2 separate regions of the Mus musculus genome follow, and region 2 is linked to region 1. Evidence: chromatin loops called from intact Hi-C (ENCODE). Cell type or tissue: heart. All regions are shown on one strand. Links, peaks and the distances in the headings refer to the core of each region. The heading gives the core; the rest is flanking DNA.

What was found. Hi-C counts contacts between places; a loop is a spot of excess contacts. Peaks named below come from ENCODE experiments on the same cell type or tissue, not always from the same donor. Only the 100,000 strongest peaks of a DNase experiment are listed, where the experiment ranks them.
Region 2: a loop joins it to region 1, with 6 times the contacts of the local background. A loop is called at or near these places in 10 of 42 quality-filtered maps.

The regions. Positions count from the first base shown.
Region 1 is chr16:92,693,582-92,704,017 of GRCm38, reverse strand. It overlaps Runx1 (runt related transcription factor 1), which reads left to right. Exons shown (of 8, transcript NM_001111021.2): 3 at 8,281-8,534. Among named protein-coding and RNA genes, the nearest start is that of Gm30281, 63 kb to the left of the region's middle. In heart, for the core only: a CTCF peak has its summit at 5,204 (motif pointing left); DNase peaks (open chromatin) are centred at 5,207, 6,607 and 7,217; H3K4me3 peaks cover 4,061 bases; H3K27ac peaks cover 2,040 bases; H3K27me3 peaks cover 2,221 bases.
Region 2 is chr16:92,823,349-92,833,784 of GRCm38, reverse strand. Runx1 (runt related transcription factor 1) reads left to right here and starts at 7,711. Exons shown (of 8, transcript NM_001111021.2): 1 at 7,711-7,851; 2 at 8,081-8,196. The coding sequence starts at 8,139. In heart, for the core only: a CTCF peak has its summit at 5,628 (motif pointing left); DNase peaks (open chromatin) are centred at 6,924 and 7,704; H3K27me3 peaks cover 4,535 bases.

The DNA.
Region 1 (10,436 bases), core at 2,946-7,945:
CATGTGTACATGTGTGTGTTCATGTGCCTGTGTGTGTGTGTGTGTGTGTGTGTGTGTATGTGTGTGTACTCACATCTGCATGGGTATGTGTGGTGTGGGGGTGAATGTGCATGTCTGTGCATACTTGTGCCTGTGTGTGCACACTAAATCTGCATGTGTACATGTGCGTTCATGTGTGTCCACAGGCAAGTTTCCTAAGCTCCCTAAAGGGGAGGCTCCTGGCCTATAAAATGGGAGTGACTATAGGATTCCCAGGATTAAGCAGGGAGACAATTCAATCACTGCTGGTTCTATGATGGCATACAGTGGGCAAGGAAGGGAGATCATGTCCTATCTAGCTTCCATTAATGAGTATGTAGCCTCTCGTCTCTCTCCAAGCCCCAGGGTGGCATCTTCCCCAGCTCCTGGAGGTGGAAATCCCTTCATAATTCCACAGGTTTGCCTTTATCTATAAGTGTCTGTTCACTGAGTTCAGCCAGTTTCCCTGTGTCCTCAAGCTGATGTCACCCAAGCGCAGAAAGTTCTTCACAGTAACACACAGTCCTCTCCAAGCACAGTCGCTTTTGCCACGTTGGCTTTTCTCTAAGAATTGTCGAAGTATTAAGTGTATACATAGAGATCTGCGCTCCAGTCTGCTTTTCCAACCACTCAGCCTGAGATGGAGAGGTGTCTCTGGGTCTCAAGAGAGAATGTCCAGGGGGTTGGCTCTACCAGGTCTCTGGAATAAATTTACCTGTCCTAGTCAGTCCTACTGGGTCAGTCTGTTAGGTCCAATGCTCACCAGTTAGAACCAAGCTTGCCTTAACTTCTGAGTCCATTTGTTATTTCTTACCTCATCTTACCTTAATAATTAGTGCAAATCGTTCTGTCCCTACTGTGTTCAAAAAAAGGAAACTTTATGGAGCTTTTTTATGCCCTTGTAAACCAAGATCTTTTAAAAATTATTTTAAGGTTGTTCCTTGGAGGCCACACATTTAAGTCCCTCAGTCTGTCATTAGAAGGCAGCCCTGTGGAAGCCTTTCCTATTTTATTTGCTCTTTTTTGCTTTTGCAAAAAATATATGACTGTGGAGCTGCAAACCTTGACCTCCTGCCTATTTAAACAGCGTCTGGAAATCTGAAGTAATTAGCTCTCTTCTTCTTCCTCTTCTTCTTCTTCTTCTTCTTCCTCTTCCTCTTCCTCTTCCTCTTCCTCTTCCTCTTCTTCTTCTTCTTCTCCTTCTCCTTCTCCTTCTCCTTCTCCTTCTCCTTCTCCTTCTCCTTCTCCTTCTCCTCCTCCTCCTCTTCCTTCTTCTTTCTCTTAGTCTTCCTCCTCCTCCTCTTCCTCCTCTTTCTCTTTCAGTTCGTCTTCCTCTTCCTGTTCTTCGTCCTCTTCCTCTTCCCATTCCTCCTCTTCCTTTCCCTTCTCCTCCTCTTCCTCCTCCTCTTCTTCCTTCTTCTTCTTCTTCTTCTTCTTCTTCTTCTTCTTCTTTTTCTTCTTCTTCTTCTTCTTCTTCTTCTTCTTCTTCTTCTTCTTCTTCTTCTTCTTCTTCTTCTTCTTCTTCTTCTTCACAACATCGTTGATAAGCCGTCTTGTCCTGCTATGGAATGTGACTACCCAAATCCTAAGGCATTGAGACCGACCATGTGCCCTTACTGTCACTGGGTGCTGACCACTGTCAGTGTACAAAGCTAAGGAAGGGTAATTTCTAACTCACATTATCTGTAAATACTCAAGGGAATGAGCACAGTTTTGGTGTGGGCTTCCCTGTACCTTAGAAGCAGCAGACTGCTGGGAGGAAAGTGTCTTCCTGGGATCTTAGCATATGCTGATGATTTCCAACAATATTTAAGGCTGTGACATTTCAAGAACGAGTGGTGTCAATGTAAACAAACTGCTTTCCTAGCTGAAAAGAGGAAGGGAGAGGGAGGGGAGGGAGGAGGGAACCAACCAAGGGGGAGGTGTTTCTGAAATGATCTACCACTAGAGGAAAGCAATTGGAACACAGAAGCACCAGGTAATCTCTTTTAGAAAATGTATTCTGAATTGTTTATTTGGATAAACACTGGCTTTAAGGAAATAAATTGTTGGAATGATATTCAGATTTTTTTTTCTCCTTGTGCTTAGCCTCTGCCATGTTACTGATTTTAAAACCATTTTGTATTAAGCTGGGATTTGGTTTTAATCTCAACTGGAGTTCTGAGTCATCCCCAGAGCTTTAGTAAATACTTCACATGTGTTCATGCATGCAGCTAATTCATGTGTTTGTGCATGCAGCTCAGAGCTCCTGAGACACGGAGATTCCGAATTCTGAATCCAGCACAGACAGGAAGCGCACAAAGCCGCGCTCTAGACAGATCACAGTCCACTTACGTGGTGATTGACTATTTTAATTTTGTGCCAATGATGATGGATTTATTTGGACGGTGATATAAAACTCCCAGTGCTCAAAAAGATGGCAAGTGATGAAATAGGAAAAGTAAAAGAATTCAGTAGAGAATCTGTTTTTTTTTTTTTTTTAAGCTGGCAAGTAATGGAATTATTATGAAAATTTTAGCTTTCTGTTTATTCACGGGCTTATTTTTATTTTCTATTATTTTGGAGTGCATACATAAAGTGAATCCTAGAGAGGCTCATGGTGTGTTAGAGTCCAATTTATATTTTAATGAAGTATATATTCATATACACATATATGTATGGTTGTCTATTGATGTGTTTCTATATATACTTTATGATATCATTTTGCCAAATAATTAAAGCTTTTTTGCTGATTCAAATATACTTAAAAGGAGCAATCCATATTGTAGCTGTCATACCACATAAAATACCCCAATGAAATCTTAAATGATACCTTCAGCTCTATGGCGTTCACCATTCACACATTCTGCTGTTATTAAATGACTGTGTGACTCTCTGAAAAAAATGTGGCTTGGCTTCCGTCAACTATGACAGAGTTTATTACACTTGTCAGAGCAACGGTGACGCAAAATTTTATGAGGACAAAATGTTTACTAAGCACCACGAATTTTGTGGGAAAGGGAGAAATATTTTCAATTTGCTCCTTGTAAGTTATACAGGGGTTGGGGGGGAAAGGTATGAAGCTAGAATTGAGTGTCCCCCCAGCACAGCATAGAAATATTCAGAGAGGAAGGATACGGTGCAAGAATTGAGGAGTTTGGTCCTAAACAATAGTAAACAAATGTGAAAAGTGACATAATCGTGCAGGTTCTTCACCTGAGAGAAAAATGTAAGTTCCAATGTCGAGAGCCAGACAGCGTGGACAGCTGCTCGCTTATGTAGTGGTTACTGCTCACTGGGATAGCTCAGTGCCTGTGAAAGGACCAACTGCAAGGAGTTGGTCTAAAACTACAGTACACTCAGAGGAGGAGGGGGAGGGGGAGGAGGAGGGGGAGGAGAAGGAGGAGGAGGAAATAACTTTAAAACTATTACATGCTTAGAATCTGATTTAGATAGAGTATTATATTGGAAGGGTAATTTTGATTTAAGAGAACTATTATATATTTTGGAGATGATTTCATAGAATAAGCACACAAAACTTTCAGTTTTCTGAGACCACTTACAGTTAGCCAGTCACGTAAGGATGTAGAAGAATAAGTCAATAAAACCGCTCCGCCCTCCATTGAAATGGTTGCCTGCCTCTCACTGAACCAAACACTACTTTTAAAATTCATGGTAGAAAGTCCAAATCCTGTTGTGCTCACTTTTAAACTTCCCCAGCAACAAATTTGTCAGACTGTCACACAGTAGCAGCTTAAACAAATCTTTCCCTCGCAGTTTTTTTCCTTTTTTTTTTTTAATCATGTAAATTTTAGTGTCACTCTGGGGGAAGCCTGGAAGTGAAAGTTGTAAACCTTTCCTTTAGCTCTTGGTGAGGCAAGCGAGAGAAAGTGTGCATTGACAGTGAAATGCGCACTCTGGGTGGGAAGGAATTCCTCATTTCCCTCTCCCGCTGCAGGACTTGCATGAACTCTGTCCAAAGCCGCAAGGACTGCGCGTTCATGGTGCCCCTCGGTAGAGTCCCAGCTGCGCGCTTGCTGATTGCTATTTTGCAGCAAAGACGGGGCGATGATTTTGTTTGTCTGTGTTTTTCAAGTGCGTGTCAAGTGGCTCAGTGACAACCCACACAGGTCCAGGGATGCCCGAGGCCGGATTTTTGCAGTTTTTCGTTGCTTTATCCTGATCGAGCTTCGAACTAACTGAGTTACTAGCAGTAACTCAGCTGAGCAGCGCTCAAGGTGCGAACCTTGAAAGCCAAACTTGGTGCCTGTGTTCATGTAACTGTCTTTCCTAGGCTTCTGCCAGACAGACAACCCTAAACTCCATGCGCAGTTTGAGGTTTGACCCCAACGCGATTCCTTTAATCTTTTGAAGGGCCGGAGAGACACCCTTTCCCCTGGAGTCAAGGTCGAGCGTTGTCTCTGCCACACTGTTCTGATGATGCCCTGTCTCGGTTGGTCTGTGTGGATGTGCTTGGCTGTGGCTCCAGGAGCACTAGATCTGAAGTCGGCTGCTCAAAAAATGCATTTGAGGGGAGTCTAGCTAGCTATTTGAGGGAGTCTCGCTTCCACTGGCCATGAACTCTCCAGTAAATACGGCACACCAGAACCTGGCTGCACTTGGAAGCTGTGGCCCTGGCAGGGGAGCGCAGGCAGCGGGATTCGACCCCTGAATTGGGACTTCTTTAAGATTCGTTTTAAAAGAAAAGCAAGGAGGAAAAAATGTCTTCCCAAAGCTCCGGATCCCCCCAAACGCCAGGGGAGCACTGAGCTTTGCCCTGCTGTCACGATCTTTGTGCTGAAGGAGGAAAGTCGGGCCCACTCGGGAAAATACAGAAGGCTGGAGAAGTTGAGCCTTCGCTGACAATCGCTGGACACCTGAGGAACTCATGGTCCTGAACTAGCATAAGGCGGAGCCCAGGCAAAGAGGCTTTGAGAAGAGATGAGACCCTAATTTGGGTGGATCACGACAGTAGAGACCCACCAGCCGGGGGATTCCCATGCAAGCTGGACCGGCTACCACCGGTCTGAGAGACGGGGGCGCTCAGGTGGGTTCTGGTGGCCACTTCCTAATGTCTGTCCCCAAACTCACAAGATCGACCCTAAGGACCTCCAGGTGAGACTGATCCTCGCGCCGTCGGGGCGTGCCCAGTGCCCTGCTCCGCTTCCCAGGACGCCTAACGAGGGCCGCTGCTGCCCCCTGGCGTCCGGTCTGAGCCCCGACATGACCGTGAAAGGCCTGCCTGATCCTCCATGCCGCCAGCTCCTACCCGCCTGGGGCAAGAGAAGCCACCCCAAACTTCAGACAAGGCCTCCGTGCCGGGACCTCCACAGCTTCTTCCTCTTCCACGGAACCCAGGCTGCGCAGATGCGTGTGGAAGGAAGACACACGCGGGGACCAGCCAGGGACCCGAGCACAGATGAAAGTGGAGGGGTTCGGTCAATATGTGGACAGTAGCGGGCTCCATGGAGTGGGTAGTAAGAAGTTCCGGAGGAAGCAAGGCCCAAGAGAAGTAAGGGACCCCGGAGCACAGGCCAGCTGCTCCGGCTGGGGACAGTAGCCGGCAGCGAGCCAAGCAGGAAGGAGACCCTTAAAGCTCTTCGGCGAAAATGCCCTCGGCGCCGCGGGGACGAACAAGGTGGGGGAGGTGCCCCTACATTGCTTAAGCGGAGTGGGTTCGTTGCCTGAAGGAGAGCTCCGGACTCCCGCCGGAGCTGGAGGGTGGATTCGAGCTCATGAGTTCGGGGTGGCCTGAGTCCCCCATGCTTTCAACTTTTTTTGTAGTCTAGAGTTCTTTGAGGCCTTGGTTAGAAAACTATCTCCTCTCCAGCCGCTGCGCACACTCAGAACGCGGCGCGCTGCGTAATCAAGCCGCAGCCCAGCCGCAGAGAAAAGACACTAAATAAAGCAACTCTGCGAAGGAGAGGATGCTTAAAACCCAAAACTTCTGCGGTGGAGCAGTGGCTGGCCTTGTTTAAATGACTCGGTGCCACTTCTCCTCAGCTGCTAGTCTGGCCCAGGGAGGCGCTCAGAGCTTCCCCCACTCGGCCATCAGCCCTCCAACCCTCTTGCGGCCGAATCCCACCCTGTCCTCCCAGGACCCCAAGCCTTGGCTCATGGACTGCAGTGCAAGGCTGCCTAGGGACCATTCCCGGATGCCAGCCCAGGTCCCTGAAGCCTCGCGGTGGCAGCTTTGTGTCCAGGGAGCACAGGGCGTCTCCCTCCCGCTGATCTCCAGGCCCAGGGCTTCTCCGGACGCAGCCCTCGGTCCCCAAGCCCGACCGGTCTCTCGATTCCTGTTTCGGGGTCTCCAGGACCGAGGCCACCAGTGGCGCCGCTGCGCCCGGCAAACCCACCCAGGGCGAGTGCAGCACCGCGCGTGGCTGCCTGGCGTGGGATCTGAACCTGGGCCTGGCTTCGGGCAAACATGGCAGCGTGTGCCTGTGGGTGCGGGGTCGGCGTGGGTGCGGGAGCTGGGGACGGTAGGGGCTGCCACCGAGTCCCGGGCCGGGCAGCGTACAGTAGCGCGCGGGGGCGCGCGGGCCAATTCCAGGAGCGCGGCAGCCGGCCGCGCCCAGGCTGATACCGGAAAGGCCTGTGATTGGCCGTCGGTCTCCTCTATGCAAACGAGCTGAGGGAATGGAATTCCTCGGGTCGGGCTTACAGTAAAAGCACGTTCATTTCCAGGCACTCTCATTCATAGAGCCAGCGGGCGCGGGCAGGACGGGCGCCCCGCGGCCGGACCCAGCCAGGGCACCACGCTGCCCGGCCCCGCGGCTGGCACTTCCATCCTGAGCTCCCCGAGACGCAAGAAAGTCACCCTTTGCGGCTCTTTCTAGATCTGCGTTGGACCTTCTTGTTTTCCTTTCCTTTCCTTTTTTTTTTTTTTTAATTTTTATTTTTATTTTCCCTTTCTTACTTTTGAATGAACCGGCTTCTAGGCTTTGGATGTTTCAACTTCTAGGCTGTGAACTTTTCTCCGATTGTTTCTTTTGACAACTGCGGGAGAAAGTGTTCCGGAGTTCCAGGCGAGCGGTGAAGTTGCGTGTGCGTGGCAGGGTGCGTGGGAGTGAGCGTGTGTAACTCGAGCCTACTGGTCTACGGTGCCTCCTCCCAGGCCCGCTCCACCTGCTGCGGTTACACGGTGCTCGCTCGTGGGTATTTGTGCGCCCCAGCAGAAAACCAGCCACCGCCGGGCGACGTTGGAGGAAGATCATCTTGCCAGACTCTGGGCTGACTCACTCAACCAATGTAGACAGTGGCTGACTTCCGAAGAGTGCGAGTCTGCCTGTGTGTGTGACCCAACTGCGGCTCAACTCCCACCAAACCACAGGATCAGCCACAAACTTAACCAGCGTTCCCAAACCAGAGTCCTCAGCTGTGGGAAGCTCTACCCTGAGTGTCATCGAGTTTGACTTTTTTTTTTTTAAGATTAGCTACAGATCTTTGTAAAGCACTGACCATTTATTTGGCCAGAATTTATTGAGTAATGACAAGTGATCCTATCCCAGCCTTCCAACTACTGAAGCTGATTTTCAAGGCTACTTAAAAAAAAAAAAACTGCAGCAAACATTAATGGATTTCTGTTGTGTTTAAATTCTCTACAGATTGTATTGTAAATATTTTATGAAGTAGATCATATGTATATATTTATATATACGAGCACATACATTAGTAGCACAATCTTTTAAAGTTACGGCTCTTGCTTTTGAGAAACGAAGTGAGTTTTTCATGGTAAGAGGGGCGCTCTGTATGGAAGACACTCCTAAGTTTTGTATTTTGTTGAGACTCTAAACAAAACTGACCCGCAAGAAAGAAAAACAAACTGACAGGCAACTAACTGCTGGAACTTCCAAATCTAGTTTTTGCTGGTCATTTTTTGGTTGTTGTTGTTGTTCTGCGCATAAATATTTTAGGACGCGTATGGGAATTTTGCCTCCGGGACCGTTTGTAATAGCCAAAGACTGAACTTCAACTCTCAAAGCGAGGCTCTGTTGGGCATTTGACTTTGAATTCTGGTTGCCCACTTTTTAACGCACTAAGCGGCCAGTTGCTAACCCTGCTTGGGTGTGAGGCCGATCCGTGTAACTAGATCTCAGTCCGGGACTGATGGTAATTTAGTCTCCTACCCCCACAACCCTCCGGTAGTAATAAAGGCTTCTGAACTTGTATGTTGGTCTCCCGGGAGCAGCTTGCAGAAGATCCGAGCCCCTGTCGCCGTCTAGTAGGAGCTGTTTTCAGGGTCCTTACTCAATCGGCTTGTTGTGATGCGTATCCCCGTAGATGCCAGCACGAGCCGCCGCTTCACGCCGCCTTCCACCGCGCTGAGCCCCGGCAAGATGAGCGAGGCGCTGCCGCTGGGCGCCCCGGATGGCGGCGCCGCCCTGGCCAGCAAGCTGAGGAGCGGCGACCGCAGCATGGTGGAGGTACTAGCTGACCACCCTGGCGAGCTAGTGCGCACCGACAGCCCCAACTTCCTCTGCTCCGTGCTACCCACTCACTGGCGCTGCAACAAGACCCTGCCCATCGCTTTCAAGGTACTCCTGCCTGAAGAGGGTGGCGGGAGGAGCAGGTGGAGGTCAGCCGATGGCCAGAGTGAGCCTAGGGGGCAGAGGCTAAGGCGGCTTCTAGAGAAGGGTGCTGCCTGTAGTAGAAGTCTCTGGTCCTTCTCACTGAGTTTGGGATGGGGGGGGGGATGCTGCGTTACCGTGGCGACCCTCGGGAGGGTCAGCCTCAGAGGTATCCAAGAGGGAGTTTTTTTAAAAAAAAATCAGGATAATTTCAGAGCGCCTACCAAGGGCCTTCCTTATCTTTGCTACGAAATAGAAAAAGTTAGAACCTTGGATCGGGCCAGTCCATCTTCCTTAAGGTTCCCCGAACCTCTGGATGAACACCCAGACCGTTTTGTATCTCTCAAATGAAAGCATCAGGAAATAAAATAAGAGATGCTTTAGTACCTTCAGGTCAGAAGAAAAAAATAAATAAATAAACCAAGGGAAACAGCCAGGGATCACACACACACACACACACACACACACACACACACACACACACACACACACGCCCCGCCGCCTTTTTTTTTTTTTTTTTTTTTTAAATCGCGCTATAAGATTCAGCGTGTCCAAAGTCCGCGGCAAGGAGTAGTTGGTTAAGTTTGCCAAAGTCCGGAGTTTTTCCGAGCCTGTAGCCTGCTCCTGCCAGAAGCCGCAAGTATTGAATCCTGTTGCTTTTTCTGGAACCTCCAGAATATTATCGCTGGCTCACCTAAATTAAGCCCCAGGCAAGAAAGGTGACAAGGTGTCTACCGACACCCAAAAAGGTCCAATCCAGCAGCTTTTCTGTTTGAGCAAGGGGCCTTGTAGACCCGGCAACTTCAGGTGGGCAGCTCACGTTGGTCAGGTCGCTTTTCACCCTGATCTTGCCCTAGCTTTGTGTTGCGTCTAAAACTTGGCTTTCAGAAGCTATATATAAACAACCTCGGGCGGTTTAAAAAAAAAAAGAATAAGAAGAAGAAGAAGAAAGAAAGAACCACCCTACAACTCTGGCAGGGAGCTGGAGGAATTTAGATTCTCTTCTTTGGTCTTCTCCTGAGGTGGGTTTTAAAAGGTACAGCTGAGAGCAAAAAGACTCTGTCAAGTTGTGTTTTTAAAAGGCTAAGAAGGCGGGACCCGAGCTGAAAAGGGAAGCTGCTCTCCTTTTTCTTTTTTCTTTTTTTCAATTTAGCTGAATAATTGTCTCATTTAGGAGGGAGATTAATTTAATTTAAGCTTTTCGTAGTTCCAGGCCTCAGCTGGATCTTGATCTAATTACAATGAATAGCGCTCACTTTTTGACAAGTGCTGTCCGGTTCCCCTTTTCATGCTAAAAAGACCATCCACATTAAAAAAAAAAATCATAGAAGTAGAATTTGCTGCTGACTCTGTCTGTAGAATTGCCACCTTTACCACTGTTGTGAAAGCAACTTTTTAAAGGGGTAGAGGTGGGGTTGAGAGTCTGAAGGGGAGCCAGGCACTCGGGTTTTCCTTCCCTTCCAAGTATTGGGGAATCCGTCCCAATTCCTTTAGAAAAACAAATTTAGCTGGTGTTGTCTTCTGTTTACCCTGAGAGGGACCTATCTGGGCTCAGCCCTAAGGTCACTTTCAGAGAACAGAGAGAAATCAAACTTATTGTAGTCAAGGAAAGGGCCAGTTAAGGTAGATCTCCCTGCCAGCCTAGCTAAAGGGACTGTGGCTTCCTTGAGGGAAGAAATTGGGTCTTTTCTGAGCTTTGTTGCTGTGGTTGTTGTTGTTGTTATTGTTGTGGTTGTGGTTGTTCTTCTTCGTCTTAGTCTACCAGGGAATCCCAGTTTATCAAGACACTAAATAACTGATTTTTAAAATGGTCTTCAGGAGTTGACGTGGTCCCGTCTTGAGCTACCACATGGAAATGTTTATTTTTCT
Region 2 (10,436 bases), core at 3,237-8,236, 130 kb before region 1:
TTTCCAGGTCTACCGATGTTTTAGCACATACCAAACTGGCATTTCTTTCTGAGGCAGAGGGGATCCAGGACAGGAGCTCTCTCCCATGGCCTCCAGAGCTTCTGTTTGACTTCCTGTCCATGGCTAATTTTGGTTGTCAACATACCTAGGAGAAAAGCATCTGCAGCTGAAGAAATGGCTTCCTCCATCAGATCAGCCTATGGGCATGTCCATTGAGTATTTTCTTGACTATTAATTAATGTGGGAGGGCCAGCTCCCTCTGGGCAGTGCCATTCCTGGGCAGGTGGCCTTGGGATGCAGAACAAAGGGAGCTGACCGCAGACCCAGAAGCAAGATGAGAAACACCTCTCTCCCGTGACTTCCAGTGCTCCTGCTTGAGTTCCTGTCCTGGATGCCTTCCATAATGGACTGCGATCAGGACTTGTAAGCTGCATAAACTCTTTCCCGCCCAAGTTATGTTTGGTCAGTGATCGATTAATGCCAGGGAGGAGCTGCTGAGAAGGCCCGCTCAATCGCTCGCTGTTGGCAGGTGATTTGCCTCGCATTCACTTTCCTACAAGCTATTTGGCTTTTGTTTGACAATACTCATTCCTGTTGTTTTCCTTGATGAAGACACAAGGTCTCACTGTATAGACAGGGCTAGCCTTGGCTAATGATGAACTGCAAGCACTGGGATAACCCTATCCCATCACCCCTCTATATGATGACCCTTTCTCCACTGCTTGACTAGATAAGAAAGGTCCTTTGGCCAGTAAATCACAGTCTCAGAAGCCAACGTGGCAAGCTTTATTGGAACCAATGGACAGTTGGTAGAATGTAAGCTCTTTGCTTCTACAGCATTCTTGTCTACGCTTCCTGTGGATAAACAAAATGTGGTTCTCACATACGCTGGAATATTATTCTGCCTCAAGAAAGAAATGCCATTTCTGTGTATGCTACAACACAGGTAGACCTGGAAAACATGCTAGGGGAGCCCTCACACCTTCATGCTTGGAAAGACGAGGCGGGAGACAAAGGGGAACCAGCAGGCTGCTCGTCTGTGCTGCCTGTTTTTTTCTGGGCCTCATGGTTAGGTTAGCTCAGTTGTCCCAAGGTCTGCAGATGCTCAGTACCTCCTTGGGCTGTCATAGCTATGCCCACCTCCAGATCTGTAGTTCTGGATTGGAGTGGGGCTTGCGGAGGAGTGCAGATGCTCTCATCTGGGACAACTGGCTTTCTTCTGCACTAACCTGGGCCTGTGCTGGCGTGCAAGTGCTCTCCCTGGCGTGCAAACACTCTCCCTGGTGTGCAAGCGCTCTCCCATTTCAGATCTCTTCTTGCCAGGCTTGTGGTCATCTTATTGGTCAAGCTCAGTCAGAGTAAGTGTGTGACCACAGAGAGGCCGAGTCCCCGGGCCACTCAGGTTGGACATGGTACTTAGATGTGCTTCAGGGCAATACCTCAGTTTCCTTCTGTGCTGTTACTAACCCAGAACCCGAGGGAGAGAAATCAGAACCAACGCCATGGACTAGACTTCCTGCCTGCTCTTTCCAGAAATACAGCCAGTTTCTAAATGGTCCACGGGAAGAAAAAAAGAATACAAAATGAAGGATACTAAAACACACACTGCATCATTTTAAGTGCCAATATTTTGTTTCTCATTGTACTTAATTTGTTTTTGAGATTTTAAGGTTCTTAGAGAATTTTATCCTACATAGACAGGACTAGGTTATATTATTTCAAAGCAAGGGGCTCAAAAGTGAACACTGCAGGCCTGGAGTCGTACTCCTGTGAACTCAGCAAGTAGTCAGAGGCAGGGGGATTGTGGTTTTAAAGTCAACCTTACCTTAGATATGTAGTGAGACTCTATCAAGACAAAACTGGAGTCAGGCAAATGGCTCAGTGGGTCAAATGCTGGCTGGGCAAATGTCAGGATCCGAGTTCGAATCTTCAGAACCCATTAAAGCCAGGTGAAGCAGAGTGAATCTATATCCCAGTGCTCATAGAGTGACGTGGGAGGTCGGACATAAAACACAACATCAAACAACAAAGGGAGTCTGCTTCAAACAGTGTGGAAGGCAACCACACACACAGACACACATACACAGAGAGAGAGACACACACACAGACACATACACACATACACAGAAATACACACACACCACACAAAGTGACACTTATGATTTCTCTAACATCAACTACAAAGGCTGTTTTCAACTCCAACCTCTATGTCCCTGGCACCTCTATGTACCTGGCGCCATGCCTGTATGATACTTGGCAAGTGTCCATATTAAAATTCACATGTTGGATGTTTCCATATTAAAATGCCAACCACAATTCTCTCTTAGTTCATTCAAAAATCATTTTGCATAGTCCAAACAGTTACTGATCCTCATGGCACCCCAGTCATAAAGGTGGCGTTGTGCCTTGTTTTGTGGAAGGCTGTGCATTTGACTGACAATGAAGGGGGAAAAGTGGCAACACTCACAGTAAAAGTCCCAAGTCCGCAGAACCAAGTACTCACTGAACCCCAGATCAGACGTGGAGCCTTCTGACCCAGTGAACTCTGGCTTCTCTCACAGAAATTTGGGTTTCCCTTGGAGTTCTTTGCATGATAGGATTAGCCTCTATGCTAGGCTGGGAAGCTGAGCACTACTGACTCTCTCCATTGTTTGACCAAACCGTGAACACTGTACATTTCTACCAAAGTGGGTTTGGCTTGCCTAGGTTTGCCCTCCTGGTAGCAAGCGGCAAAGAGCAGCAAGGCCAACACTCTGTAAGGAGAGCTACCCCAAACAAGTTCTCTGGCCTGAGGCAGGCCTGAAGTGATCGGATGCTCCAGTGGACAGTGACCAGCCTCCCGGGTACCTGTGGAAATGCATCGACTGTAGCAGGAAGCGTGAGTAAGTCGTTGGAGATGTGGACAAAAGACGAGCCCTTCCTCTGATCAAAGGTCAGAGAAAGGCATCAGGGTAGCTGTGACTGCAGAGCGTGGGAAGGACCTGGGGGTGGGCCAGCCGATAGGGAGGGGGGCGCTGCCATGGCCACCTGCAGGGCTGGCTGCTGTTAGGATTCTCGGTGACTGCCTGGCACTGATCGCAGCACTCCACACACATTCAAAACTGCAAAGTCAGTGAAACCGAGAGTCCTGATGCCCCTGCAGGAAGGAGGCCACTGTTGAGCCAGGTGGTCACCAGCGAGACAGCACCCGAGCGAGCAAGAACCTTCTGCACAGAATGTCAAGCTGTCGAGCACAACGTGAGGGGTTCAGACCGCCTTTGACAGTGCCACCGTGAGATGTAAACCAGAGCTTGGGGGGGGGGAGGGGGCTGCTGTGTGGGACGTCTGCCAGGGCAGCAGGATGGGAATCTAACTGCCTCGGTCACTATGGATGGGGGAGCAGGTTCCAGGGTGAAACGGTGGCCTTCCTCCTTCCTTTTACTTCCCAATGCTGGAGTGTCCGAGTGAGGCTCCGTCCTCTCTTTCTCTCGGGAGTCTCTTCCAGCGTCAGTGTTCACAGGAGTTGGGGGCCAGGGACTGCGACTGATTCTGACTTGGGAGACTGAGGATAGAGCCAAGGCTTCGATCCCTGGCAAGTTCACACCGGTCATAGCTGCTGCTTCGGGGTCTCTGGATTACAGCAAAATGACTCGAAGTCTTCACTATAAACCTGTCACTAGATGGCTGTCAAATCTTTAGACAGTGTTCTTTTAACTTGGTTTCGATGCTTCTCTTCCTTCCTCCCTCCTTTCTTCCTTTCCTCCTTTCCTCCCTTCCTCCTTCCTTCCTTTCTTCCTTTTTTCTTTACTTTCTATTTCCTGCTTTCCTGGGTACACTATAATGTTATCTAGGAAGGTCATGGAAATAAGTATTAAAACCCCTCCTGGCCATCCTGGCCCTCCTGGTCTTCTAGGGACCAAAATTTACACTTTTACCCAAATGAGGAAAACTTCAGGACTGTACACACACATGCACCCATACACACACGTGTGTGTGCATGTGTGTGTGAACACGAGCACATGCACACGTGCACGTCACACATACATGCATCTATCATAAAACACACATGCACATACCATATACAACACACATACATGGACACATACACACACATGCATATACATGTATATACCACATCCCTCACACCTCCCCACATGCATGCACAAACACCCCCTACACCACAAACACATTTGTACATACAAAATACACATGCACACACATAAACATACCACATGTGTACACCACAACACACACACACACCACACATACATGCATATACTACGCACACACTCACACATATACAACTACACACATGTACACACACACCACGCACACACGTGCACATGCACGCACACAAACATGCACATGTACACGTGCCCCCGACTCTAAGTGTCCAGAGAGGAAAGCTGGTAACTAGTAAAAGTCTCAGGTTCTCCAGTCAATTTAGCTGTCAGAACTGCCCGGAGCAGGTTCTGTTCAGTCCACAAAGCTATGCTATCTGTACATCAGTTATAAATCCCCGCGCTTGTTGCTAGCATAACACAGTTTACAGCTCCTGCCTCTGTCTCAGAGCAAAGATATAACAGATCAAAAGCATCATGATAGGTCTGGAGAGAGCTCAGGGGGCAAAGATGGCCTCGCAGGGGAGTTTGACCCCTAGAATCCACATTGAGGAATCTGCACTTGTAATCCCAGCACTGGGTAGGCAGGAACAGGAGGATCTCTCGACTCACTGGCCAGTATAGCCTAATTAGCAAGCCCCAGGCCACTGAAGGACCCTGTCTTTAAACGGAAAAACAAAGAGGCTAGCACTTGAGAAAGACCTTTGGCTTCCACACACTGGGCACTTACTTGAACACAGACATGCATGTACCCACACACATACAGAATCTACACTCTATAGAAATTATTTTGCATTAGTGTTACCATCTGGGGATTTTTGCTACTGACTAATTTGAGGGTATTCATCCATACCCCTGCTTTCTGTCCAGAGAATCTGTGTATCTATGCGTAGACTTCAGAAGGAGCACAGAATAACCATACAATGAAAAACCCTGACCAGAGAGAGTGTTTTAATTGGATGGAGTTGCACACAGCACTCTCGACATTAATTACAGGGTTATGCAACCCTGCATCTTTCAACCTTCCCTGGTATTTTTATAGGGCCATTAACAAAGACACCTGAGCGTTTCTCCACCCCGCCCTTGAGAGTGGCATCTCAGTAACTTTGCCAATCAGAGGATGAAGATTGCTGTGGCATTATTTGGCAGAGCCACAGTTCCCTGCAGCAGCTCCAGGACGGTTCCCAGGCCGGCAGCCTGGGGTCTGAGTCAACAGCAGGAATGAGGCTGGCAGGGTGGGTCCACCGCTGCCTGGAGAACTTAAAGAATCTTCAACAGCTCTGCCTAAAATGGGATTAAGCACTTCTTTAGGCAGTTCAGAAGTGACAGACGTGTCTTTTTGTCTTGGGCTCTCAAGGAAGTGTAAAAGGCAGTTTGCTGGCAGCCACTGAATCTCTCCTAGCCATTATGGCCTTAGAGAGCGGCTTTAACTGCTGCTTCCTTGGTGAGCCCTGCAGTCTTGCTTGGACTTCCATGACTATCATCACAGGACTCACCAGGGACTCCCGCCTTTGTAGTCTGCCCCCTGCTGCCTCGCTGCAGCCAGGACCCAGAGGTGACAGCCTGCAGTGGGACCTGCAGGCCAGAAGTGGACCAGAAGGCTATCCTGAAAGCTTTCATCTGCCCGCCTTGCCCTATGGAGACCCCCAAAGGCAGAGAAATTCTGGGCATCTAAACCATCCTTGTGGGCATGAGGACGCTTAAGGCTAAAAGCATCTGGGAATTTCTGAAGTGAAATGACTACAGGATTAATCGGAGTGGACACTTAAGTGTCTCGATTTTGGGAAGTGAGTCACCTTCAAGAAGCCAGCTGCAGCTACAGGCTTGGATCCTGGGATCTCTCCAAGGCAGAGCAGGGGTAGAAGATAACACAACCTGGCTGGAGATCCTACTAGGGGATGGGGGCAGGGGTGGAATTTGTTTAAAAGCAACAGCACAGAGACTTGAATAATGGGGATTATATTAACAAGGGATTTGAATAATGGGGATTATATTAACAAGGGATTTGAATTGAGAGGCAACGTGAAGCGCACGTTGTGTTTAGATATTAATAAGCTTCATAAAAGACGGGCAGCCACTGTTTTTCAAGTGTGAGCCAAGTGTGGGTATTGGCTGCTAACTGCTCAGAGAGGCTGGGAGAAAGAAATGCCTAGGTTTCTAATTCCTGCCTAGGTTAAAATAGGATTAAGTAAAAATGGAGTCTGGTCCTTTGGAAAGACCTGTATCATTAATACCCTGGGTCTCTACTGTGTGTGCAAAATTATCTCCATGAAAACCAAATGAGAGTTCCCTCTGGGGCTCAGACTTAGAGAAGTACCTTGCATGCCTGGAATTTGGGACCCAGGGCTGGCACTTGGAGCTACGCTGCTCAAGGCCCAGCCTCTCATCGGGCATCACCTCGAAATGGAGGGAAACTGAACAGAGGAAAAGGAAGACCCAAGTAAGGAAAGGAAGGCCAGGCCCTGCCTGGGGATCCCAGGAAGACTAAGGCTTCACTTCTCAGCAAGTAAAACAGATAGAACGAAGAGGTCAATAGGTGGAGGTGAACAGAAGAGCTCACACCCACAGAATCATCTTGTCTTTATTGTCTGTCCCCTGACCATGTGACTTCTGGAGGCTGAAGGGCTGTGTAATATCCCCCTCCGGGGGCTGGCCAGGAGGAGGCAGGATCTTGGGTAGTCACAAGTTACTCTTCATGGATTCAAAGAGTAATTATCCCTAGCAGGGTGACTTGGCCCATTTCTTTGAGTGGAGCTCGGAAAGGCTACCAGTAGGCTTTATTGGTACAAACAATGAACAGATAGCTGCCCACAGGCCACAGCTCTGCTGAGTGAGGAAATTCTCCTCCTTTGCTCTCCACAAAACTTCCTAATGCAAGCGAGCGTGGGAACTGGTGCCAGTGTGAAGAGAACGCCACTGTTTCCTCTACTTACCAAGAGATGTCCATGCTAAGCCTATCCGCCAAGGGGAAAGCCAAGGACAACATCATTTGGGTTTTGATCAAAGTGGTCTTTTCATCCCACAATTAAAACGTGTCATACTGTTCCCAAGCTTTGAGATGTCAGTAGGTTGCCAGCCTAGCCCTCCCAGGATCAGCCACTCACGGAAAAGGGCTCTTGGTCTTCTTTTCTAACTTTTCTGTCTCACTTGCTTTCACCAAGAACCCAGCTCTCCCGAGCTGGTGCCCAGCATTTAAGTGATGAGAGCCGCATCCGGGCTCAGCAGCAAGTTGGTGCCAACGTTGAATTGCTGTTGAATAAACAGCAAGGCAATCTTTATCTAAATAATCAGTTGTTCCTCAAACCACAAATAACAACAGGATCTGAAAGCCACCAAATCCGCACAGGACAGAGAGAGCAAGAAAAGACTGAGGCAGGGGATTTCTGTTTGCTTGTTTGTTGTGCTTTTTTTTCTCTTACAGCCCCTCTCTGCTAAGCTCTGCTCAACTGTTTCCTTACACAGCCTGGGGGAGGGCAGGTGGAGGGCAGGAAGGGCATAGCTCAGAAAGTTTAAAAAAAAAAAATTGACATCACTTAAGTCACGTGATTGGCAAGAGCCAATGGCGGTGGGCTGTGGAAAGGGGAACAGTTAAATTTGTAATTTGGGTTGTGTGAAAACTTCTTTGGACCTCATAAACAACCACAGAACCACAAGTTGGGTAGCCTGGCAGTGTCAGAAGTGTAAGCCCAGCACAGTGGTCAGCAGGCAGGACGAATCACACTGAATGCAAACCACAGGCTTTCGCAGAGCGGTGAGCAGTTCAACCCACAGCATAGGCGGTGCTTTCGTCTTTTTTTTTTCCTTTTTTTAATCTTTAACAATTTGAATATTTGTTTCTGCAATAATTCTTTCCCCCACCCCCACCCCATAGGACCCATGGAGTACCAGAAGTGTTAGGGTTGGGGGTAGAAAGAGACGTGGGGAGCCATGGTGGGAGGTGAGGTCAGAGTAAGTGACATTTCTTGGTTTTTGCTCTGAAGGTGAAAGAAATTATAGAATCCCCCGCCTTCAGGAGAGGTGCGTTTTCGAAAGGAAACGATGGCTTCAGACAGCATTTTTGAGTCATTTCCTTCATATCCACAGTGCTTCATGAGAGGTGAGTACGCTGGTCTTTTTTATATCTGATTTTGCTCAGCTTTGCGCAGACTAAGATGGCAGCCCGTGGACCCTCCGGTGCCTGCCTGAAGTCCCTGCCTGCTTGTGGGGGGAGGAATTCAAACAGAGGCTGTTGACTCTGAGACCACGAGATTATTATTTGTCAGACGCCGTGCTGCGGGGATGTTTTAATAAATGCTTAGGCTGTTGAAATATTTGGTCGCTGGGTGAAAGTTGTGTCAAGTGCTCTGAGCCGCTCTCAGTTAAAGTCCCAGAGATTAGAAGGCTGGCGCGGAGGACACTCTTTGGGTTTTATCTGGCTGTGCCTTGCTCTGAATGATTCGCTTGCACTTACTCTGATGGCAGCAAGCTGTCTGGCCCTGGTTCTGAGTTTGGCTTGCCCCTGGGTTTAGCAGGCTCAGTACTTAGCTGGCCGGAAGAGCCGGTGCCAGCAGAGTGGTCTCCGAGAGGCAGCTCACAGGTATACCTTGGATCAGTGCGGAGATTTCAGGGCCAAAGTGGCAAGTCCACAGAGGGCAGGATTTGGGCAGACTCGTTCTGGGAAAAGCCATCAGAAGATGCTGTGTTGTGCTGTGGTTTTTCTTTCAGCCTCAATTGAAAGAGGCAGCCGGCATTGCTCAAGACAGAAAGCCAGCAAGTTGTGGTACACAGTCTCTCTCAGAAAGAACTATGAAGCCATTTCCTAAGTCCACGCACTGTCACAGCAGAAATTACTAGATTACAGACTTATGGGTTGGCACCACGTAGGTCCCTGAACCTTCCTGCATTTTTTACAGCGGCCTTATGGAACTTACAATGCTGGAGTTCAGCCATAGTGCCCATGTGGGCTTGGTGGGTCTTTCAGGATGAGGACTGAGCTTAAGTAAAGAAAAACAGTGGCATAAAGAGCTCACAAAGACGTGGCCGTGTATCAGGACGTGTAGCTTGTGGTATGATGCTCTGGCAGAGCTAAAATGGAGTGGGATGGGATGGGGAAGAAATCATTTGTTTTCTGGATACAAATTATGTGCACACCCAGCCAGTATCTGTGAATCATTATTTATTCATACAGCCAAATGAGTAGGGGAATTCGAGGGCTTGCTGGCGACTTTGTCACAACAAAGGCTATTGAGGTTGTGATGGTTCATCTATGCTGAAACGTGAAAACTGGAGGAAGGTGTGTGTGTGTGTGTGTGTGTGTATGTATATATGTGGTGTGTGTATGTATGTGTGTGTGGTATATATGTGTGTGTGTGTGTGGTATGTATGTGTGTGTGTGGTATGTGTGTATGTGTGTGTGTGTGTATGTGTGTGCATGGAGTGGTATGTATATGTGTGGTGTGTGTGTGTGTATGTGTGGGATGTGGTATGTGTCTATGTGTATGTGGTATATGTGTGTGTGTGGTGTGTGTGTATGCCTATGTGTGTGTGGTACATGTGTGGGGGATGTGTGTATGTGTGTGTGGTGTGGTGTGTATATGTGTGTGTGTGGTATGGTATGTATATATGTGTGTGTGGTGTGTGTGTGTGTGTGAATGAGATGTGGTATGTGTCTATGTGTATGTGGTATATATGTGGTGTGTGTGTGTGTGTGTGTGTGTGTGTGGTGGCACATGTGTTTGTAGGTTTGGGGGGGGTGCATCAGGATTTAAAGAGAAGAGGAAAAAAAGTAAGTCATTAACCAATTTCAAGCTTTAAATTAAGGGCTTCCAAGCACTCCCTTGCTGGTGACAGAGAAATCTGAGTGAGGTCTGAGTGAGGTTGACTCATGGGGACAGGTCTGAGTCATGTATCATCCAGTGTCCTGCAGAGAGTTAGGCAGAGACAGCAGCCCCAGGGGCCCCTGGTGAGAAGCCACCAGCTGCTCACTGGCTGTGTTTCCTCCCGGCAGCCAACAAGCTAAGGAAGCCATCTTTGAATGAAAATTCCTGGCTTACTCTCCTCTCAATGCATGCTCCGAACGCTTGCAGTTTCCTATTAGGTGACCTCAGGAAGACAGAAGCAGAGAACTCTGAATATTCCCCTGGGCAGTAGGCTGGCTGCAGCCTGTGCTGCCCTCCTGGCAATTCCTGTATGAGTTCAACAGAAAGACAGTTAGGGATGTGGTAACAGGGAACAAGCCTTCTGCCTGCAGCGCCTGCAGTGCCAGCACTGGCTAGGGAGCCAGAGTCTGTCACATTCAGCGGGCTGCCTTGGTCTTATCAAAACCCAGAAACGGATGGGGAGAAGAGTGAATGCTTA